2 separate regions of the Homo sapiens genome follow, and region 1 is linked to region 2. The links are chromatin loops, found by intact Hi-C in ENCODE. Cell type or tissue: HepG2. All regions are shown on one strand. Each heading gives the region's core, and the rest is flanking DNA. Links, peaks and the distances in the headings are about the cores only.

Region 1 (2,919 bases), core at 193-2,692, 440 kb after region 2:
GAAGGGAGGAGGTGGGAAATAGTATATAGTCATCCCTCAGTATCCTCGGAAAATTGGTTCCAGGACACTCCTCCCCATTCCAAAGTCCATGAATGCTTAAGTTCTTTATATAAAATGGAAGATAATTTGCATATAACCTAACCACATCCTTCTGTATATTTTAAGTTATCTCTAGATTACTTACAATTTCGAATTCAAAGTAAATGCTATTTATTATACTGTATTTTTTTAAATTTGTATTATTTCTTATTGTTGTATTGGTATTTTTTTTTCAAATTTTTAAATTCACAGTTGAATCTGTGGATGCAGAACCCACAGTTACAGAGGACAGATTATATATGAGCCAAATTCTTCTTCTTTCATAACCTGGAATCAATAGATATCTAAACTTAGAAGATAGAAATATATATATATTTACATATGGGTTTTTTTGTTTTGTTTTGTTTTGTTTTGAGATGGAGTCGCCCTCTGTCGCCAGGCTGGAGTGCAGTGGCACGATCTCGGCTCAGTGCAACCTCCACCTCCCAGGTCCAAGCGATTCTCCTGCCTCAGCCTCCTGAGTAGCTGGGACTACAGGCGCGCGCCACCACGCCCAGCTAATTTTGTATTTTTAGTAGAGATGGGGTTTCACCATGTTGGCCAAGATGGTCTCAATCCACCCACTTTCGCCTCCCAAAGTGCTGGGATTATAGGCGTGAGCCACCACATCCGGCCAGAATTATATTCTTTTCTTTTTCTTTCTTTCTTTTTTTTTTTTTTTTCTGAGACAGAGTCTTGCTCTATCGCCCAGGCTGGAGTGCAGTGGTGCGATCTCGGCTCACTGCAGCCTCTGCATCCCAGGTTCCAGCGATTCTCCTGCCTCAGCCTCCTGGGTAGCTGGGATTACAGGCACGCGACACCACACCCGGCTAATTTTTGTGTTTTTAGTAGAAACAGGGTTTCACCATGTTGGTCAGGCTGGTCTCAAACTCCTGATCTCAGATGATCCGCCTACCTCGGCCTCCCAAAGTGCTAAGATTACAGGCGTGAGCCACCGTGCCCAGCTGATAGAATTATATTATTTAGCATATGGTGATAATCGCAAGAACTAAAAACAGAAACTTATAAAAGTTTGCCTCTTGGGAATATGCTGGGTATGGAGGAGTCTCAATTGGAAAATATTAATTTTTGTTTTGACATTAAAAATATAAAAATATATTCTGAAAGTAAAGGTTCGAATGGCTTCTCTCCTCTGTGATGCCTCCCAAGCCTACCTTCCATCAGAGGTAAGAATTCTCATGATATTTGCATTTATGTTTATTATATTTAGAGTGTCTCTTCATAATTGAATGGGCCCTAAACTGAGCCCTAAGTTAGTAACTCTGTTTCATTCATCTTCCTGGTTCCCTTTCACTGAGGAGGCTTAAATGAGGAATTCCTTAAATAGAATTGGTTTGAGCCAGACAGGGCAAGCCAGTCTGAGGGAGGAAGTGTGTATTCAACCCACCTTGGTCTGTGCTCTCATTCTCTTTGTTTTCCTGGAAAGGGTTTTACTGTTCTCTCTTAGGGGCCATTCCCTTTTGATTTAGCCTTCTTTTATGTCTGAGGCTTAGTTATATAATCACAGATGAAGTTCTTTATTTTCTCCAAATTTTCTATGTAGGGCTTTTCTATTGGTGCTGGTCAATGGGAAGTCATTTAATGTGCTGAGCTATATCTCTGCAGATGGGAGAAATCTGGAGCCTGGTCATAGTTTTTTTTTTTTTTTAATTTGGACAATGACATCAAGGATCCAAAAACCACAGGAGGACTCTGAGCATAAACACCCTACAAACTGGGGGCAAAATTTGGATTTCTATGTATACTTCTCCTATCCCTCCTTACAGTGCTGTCAGGGAGGCTCCAGGAAAAACCCGTCTTATATTCTGAATTCTCTCACCCTGACATACCACATATCAACTATGATTTTCCTCATTGTATATTAAATAACGGTATATGCTTGTGTGGTCCTTTGTGCAGAGTACGAATGTATTCTATAATGAATATAAATGCAGAATATAAACTGTAAAACTTTGGTTTGTAGTTAAAATGTCCAAAACCTGCAACTGACCCACCTGAGCTATGCTCTCAGCTTATTCTAAACAATAAACCAGAGAGGGGATTGGATAAGAACTCTGTCCAGAATAATACACTATTTGTGCTGCGCTTGCACCAACCCGACAGTGAGTGCCTCCTTAAGTGTTGCACCCTAGGTTCCTGGCTTACCTCAGCCTTAGTCCTGACCTGGGATTCCTACCATCTCTAGCTCCCCCGGGTCACAGCAATGGGAGAGGATCTCAGCAGTTCTAAATCTTCCCCTACTCCCAGTGCCAAGCCCACAGTGATCCCTCATTAGTGAAAATGTATTTAATTAATAAGAAATCATCAATAAAGCCCTTCAATAAATGAATGAAAGTAGAATAGGGAAAACCTAGACCAGAAGCAGCACAGGTAGAATGGACGTGGAGTTTTAATTGAGAGTAAGTTCAATTTGTATATATGGGGTGCCTACTAAAATTATTAATGTGGTTTTAGACTGCAATTTTAGATACCTATTATCTATCAAAAAGACAGCAGCAATCCCAGTCTTCCCTGCCCTGGTTAAAAAAAAAAAATACCTGGAGTGAATTCAATGGCAAGATATTTCTAATTATATTCTATGTGAAAAAGGCTAAAAAGCTGATAAAGTTTAGTCTGAAAAAGAAATGACTCAGGGACTCCATGATAATTGTTTTCAAATATTTGAATGTCTGCCAGATGAAAAGAGATCAGGCTTATTCAGTATGGTCACGATGGTTAGAGCCAAAACCAGTGGGTGGCAGCTGTACAGGAAGAGATCTGTGCTTGTTATAAGCCCCAGTGCCGAGATTATCACTGTCATGAATGGTCTCTCTTGGTTTA
Region 2 (2,919 bases), core at 205-2,704:
GTACAAGCATGCTGGGTGTTTTCTGTCCATCACCTCTTTCTCCATAACCTTGTATTCCCATGTTGCAGGTAATAAAACTGAGGCTAAAAGGAGGTAAATGAGGCCAGGCACAGTGGCTCATGCCTGTAATCCCAGCACTTTGGAAGGCTGAGATAGGTGGATCACTTGAGGCCAGGAGTTCAAGACCAGCCTGGCCGACATGGCGAAACGCATCTCTACTAAAAATACAAAATCTAGCTGAGTGTGGTGGCACACGCCTGCAACCCCAGCTACTCAGGAGGCTGAGGCAAGAGAATCACTTGAACCTGGGAGGCAGAGGTTATGGTGAGCCAAGATCATGCCACTGTACTTCAGCCTGTCTCAAAAAAATACATACATTTTTTTAAAAAGGAGGCAAATTATTTTCTCAGATGTAGCAAAGCCAAATTTGAACTTAAGCCCATCCAACTCCAAACCTGTGCTCTTTCCATTATGCCAAGAATCTATGATCTTGAATCCTAAATAAAAGGAAAAAAATGAATGACAATATACCTGACATAGAACTTCATTTGTATCAGTTTGGTTCAGATGCTACTGTCTAGAAACATGTTTACTTCATCGAGCACGCAATGTGGGCACTGAAATATTTCCCCTATCTCCCTGGCATCACTAGAGAGAAGACCAGCAAGAAGAAAGAAAAAGGGACTGGCAAATACAACGACAGATCACCCCAGAACCCAGCAAGGCTGGGTTCACCCCATTCTAGCACAGCACACTGGAGCCTGCAGGGGGTGGGGGGTGGGGGAGGGGCTTTTACCCTGACAGCCTGGAAGAGCAAACATTACAAAAAAAGGATGCAAAAACCAAAGCATATGGAGTCTGAACAGCCCTTGACAGCCGCACCTACGCAAGCACCCACACCACTTCTGTTGTCTTGGCAAGTGCAATCAGCATTACCCTCAAAGAAATGACAAAGATCAAAAGCATTCTTGATTGGGGCTGTAATCCTCCAAACCTGAACATCATCAAAAACTGGAGGACTACAGTCAGGTCCAGCTCCCTTTCACTGCCCTAAGTGAAGCTTCACTTTGACTCACCATTTCCCTAATACATTCTTCCCTTTTCTAACCATAGCAACACCACTGGAACAGCATCTCCTCTACTGATGATCTTGCCAAATCCTACTCATTCTCTGGAGCTCAGGTGAAGGTCAGCCCCCTTCTCCCAGAAGCAGTTTGTGATTTTTTGTGCCCAGAATGGTGTCTCCCTACTCTGACTCTACACACTGTCCCACTTAGCCCACTTACCTACATGGCTATCTAGAGGCACGTAGGACCAATGTATTTCTCACCTCCATGCTGCAACCTGGCCCTTCACTCTTTCCTGCAGTTAAATTCAATAAAATACTCACTGACTCTGCTCCAGGCATTGAAGATACAGAAATGATTAAATCCCAGCCCTGCTTTTGTGGGACCCACAATCTAAGTCAGAAAGGACAACATCAAATAAAATTCTACAAATAAATTTGTCATAATAGGGTACACGATTTCACCCAAAAGAGTGCTATCCTATCACCCTGTTTACTGCCTTCATGTCATTTAGCTCAATCTGTGGCCATTGTTCATTTGTTTGCGGTCAGCCTGTCCCTAGTAGGAGAAACTAGCATAGGAATGTTGTCTGTCTGGCTCACCACTGTCCCCAGCGCTCCATATGGACTTGAGCACAGAGACACTCTCATTGAAAGCTGTATTTGTGGAAGGAAGTAAAGAGAGAGGCAGGGAAGTGTCAGGAACTATGAGCACCAAGCTCAGCTTGAGCTTCAGGCAATGCTTCGTGACAGGGAGCCAGCTATGATCTGAAGTCTGAGTAAGGGCCGGACAGGGAAGGCGTGAGCCCCAATCCAGAAGAGGAACAGGATGAGTAAAGGTAAGAATGGCAAATCGGCATGACCAAGGGAGTGGTCATTTAAGAGCCCTTAAATATTGCTATAGACCAGCTGCTCTTAAAAGGGGATGATTTTTGCCTCCTGGGGGCATTTGGCAATGCATGGAGACTTTTTAAATTGTTTCTTGTTTTTGATTTTATTTTTAGAGACAAGGTCTCACTCTGACACCCAGGCTGGAGTGCAGAGTGCAGTGGCACGATCTCTGCTCACTACAACCTCCACCTCCCGGGTTCAAGCAATTCTTGTGTCTCAGTCCCTGGAGTAGCTGGGATTACAGGCACACACCTGGCTGTAATTTTTGTATTTTTAGTAGACATGGAGTTTCATCATGTTGGCCAGGCTACTCCTGACCTCAATGATCGCTGGTCTTAGCCTTCCCAAGTGCTGGGATTACAGGAGTGAGCCACCACACCCAGCCCACTTTTTAAAATTGTTAAGGCTTAGGGCAGGAAATGCTGCTAGCATCTACTAGGTAGAGTCCAGGGACTCTGATAAGCATTGTACAACGTCCAGAGCAGCTCACCACAACAGCCATCTAATCTAGAATGTCAGTAGTGGCCAGGCAGCATAGCTCACACCTGTAACCCCAGTGCTTTGGAAGGCTGAGGCTAGGAGTTCAAGACCAGCCTGGGTAATATAGTGAGACCCCATCTCTACAAAATATTAAAAATCAGCCAGGTATGGTGGTGCATGTCTGTAGTCCCAGCTACTCAAGAGGCTGAGGCAGAAGGATCGTTTGAGCCTAGGAGTTCAAGTCTCCAGTGAGCTATGATTACAACCACTGTACTCCAGCCTGGGTGACAGAGCAGGATCACATCTCTTCAAAAAAAAAAATTTTTTTTAATAAAATGTGGCCAGGCATGGTGGCTCATGATTCTAATGCCAGCACTTTGAGAGGCTGAGGCAGGTGGATCACTTGAGGTCAGGAGTTTGAGACCAGCCTAGCCAACGTGGTGAAACCCCATCTCTATTAAAAATACAAAAATTGGCCAGGC

The links. A loop is a pair of places that touch in the nucleus more often than their neighbours do. Peaks named below come from ENCODE experiments on the same cell type or tissue, not always from the same donor. Only the 100,000 strongest peaks of a DNase experiment are listed, where the experiment ranks them.
Region 1: a loop joins it to region 2, with 13 times the contacts of the local background. A loop is called at or near these places in 1 of 110 quality-filtered maps.

The regions. Positions count from the first base shown.
Region 1 is chr1:209,926,200-209,929,118 of GRCh38, reverse strand. No RefSeq gene overlaps it. Among named protein-coding and RNA genes, the nearest start is that of SYT14, 11 kb to the left of the region's middle. In HepG2, for the core only: no CTCF peak of the experiment used is centred there; no DNase peak of the experiment used is centred there.
Region 2 is chr1:210,365,773-210,368,691 of GRCh38, reverse strand. The region is part of intron 3 of HHAT (hedgehog acyltransferase); the gene reads right to left. It overlaps LOC124904503 (a long non-coding RNA gene), which reads left to right and starts at 1,746. Exons shown (of 2, transcript XR_007066866.1): 1 at 1,746-1,905. In HepG2, for the core only: no CTCF peak of the experiment used is centred there; DNase peaks (open chromatin) are centred at 941 and 1,701; H3K4me3 peaks cover 1,249 bases.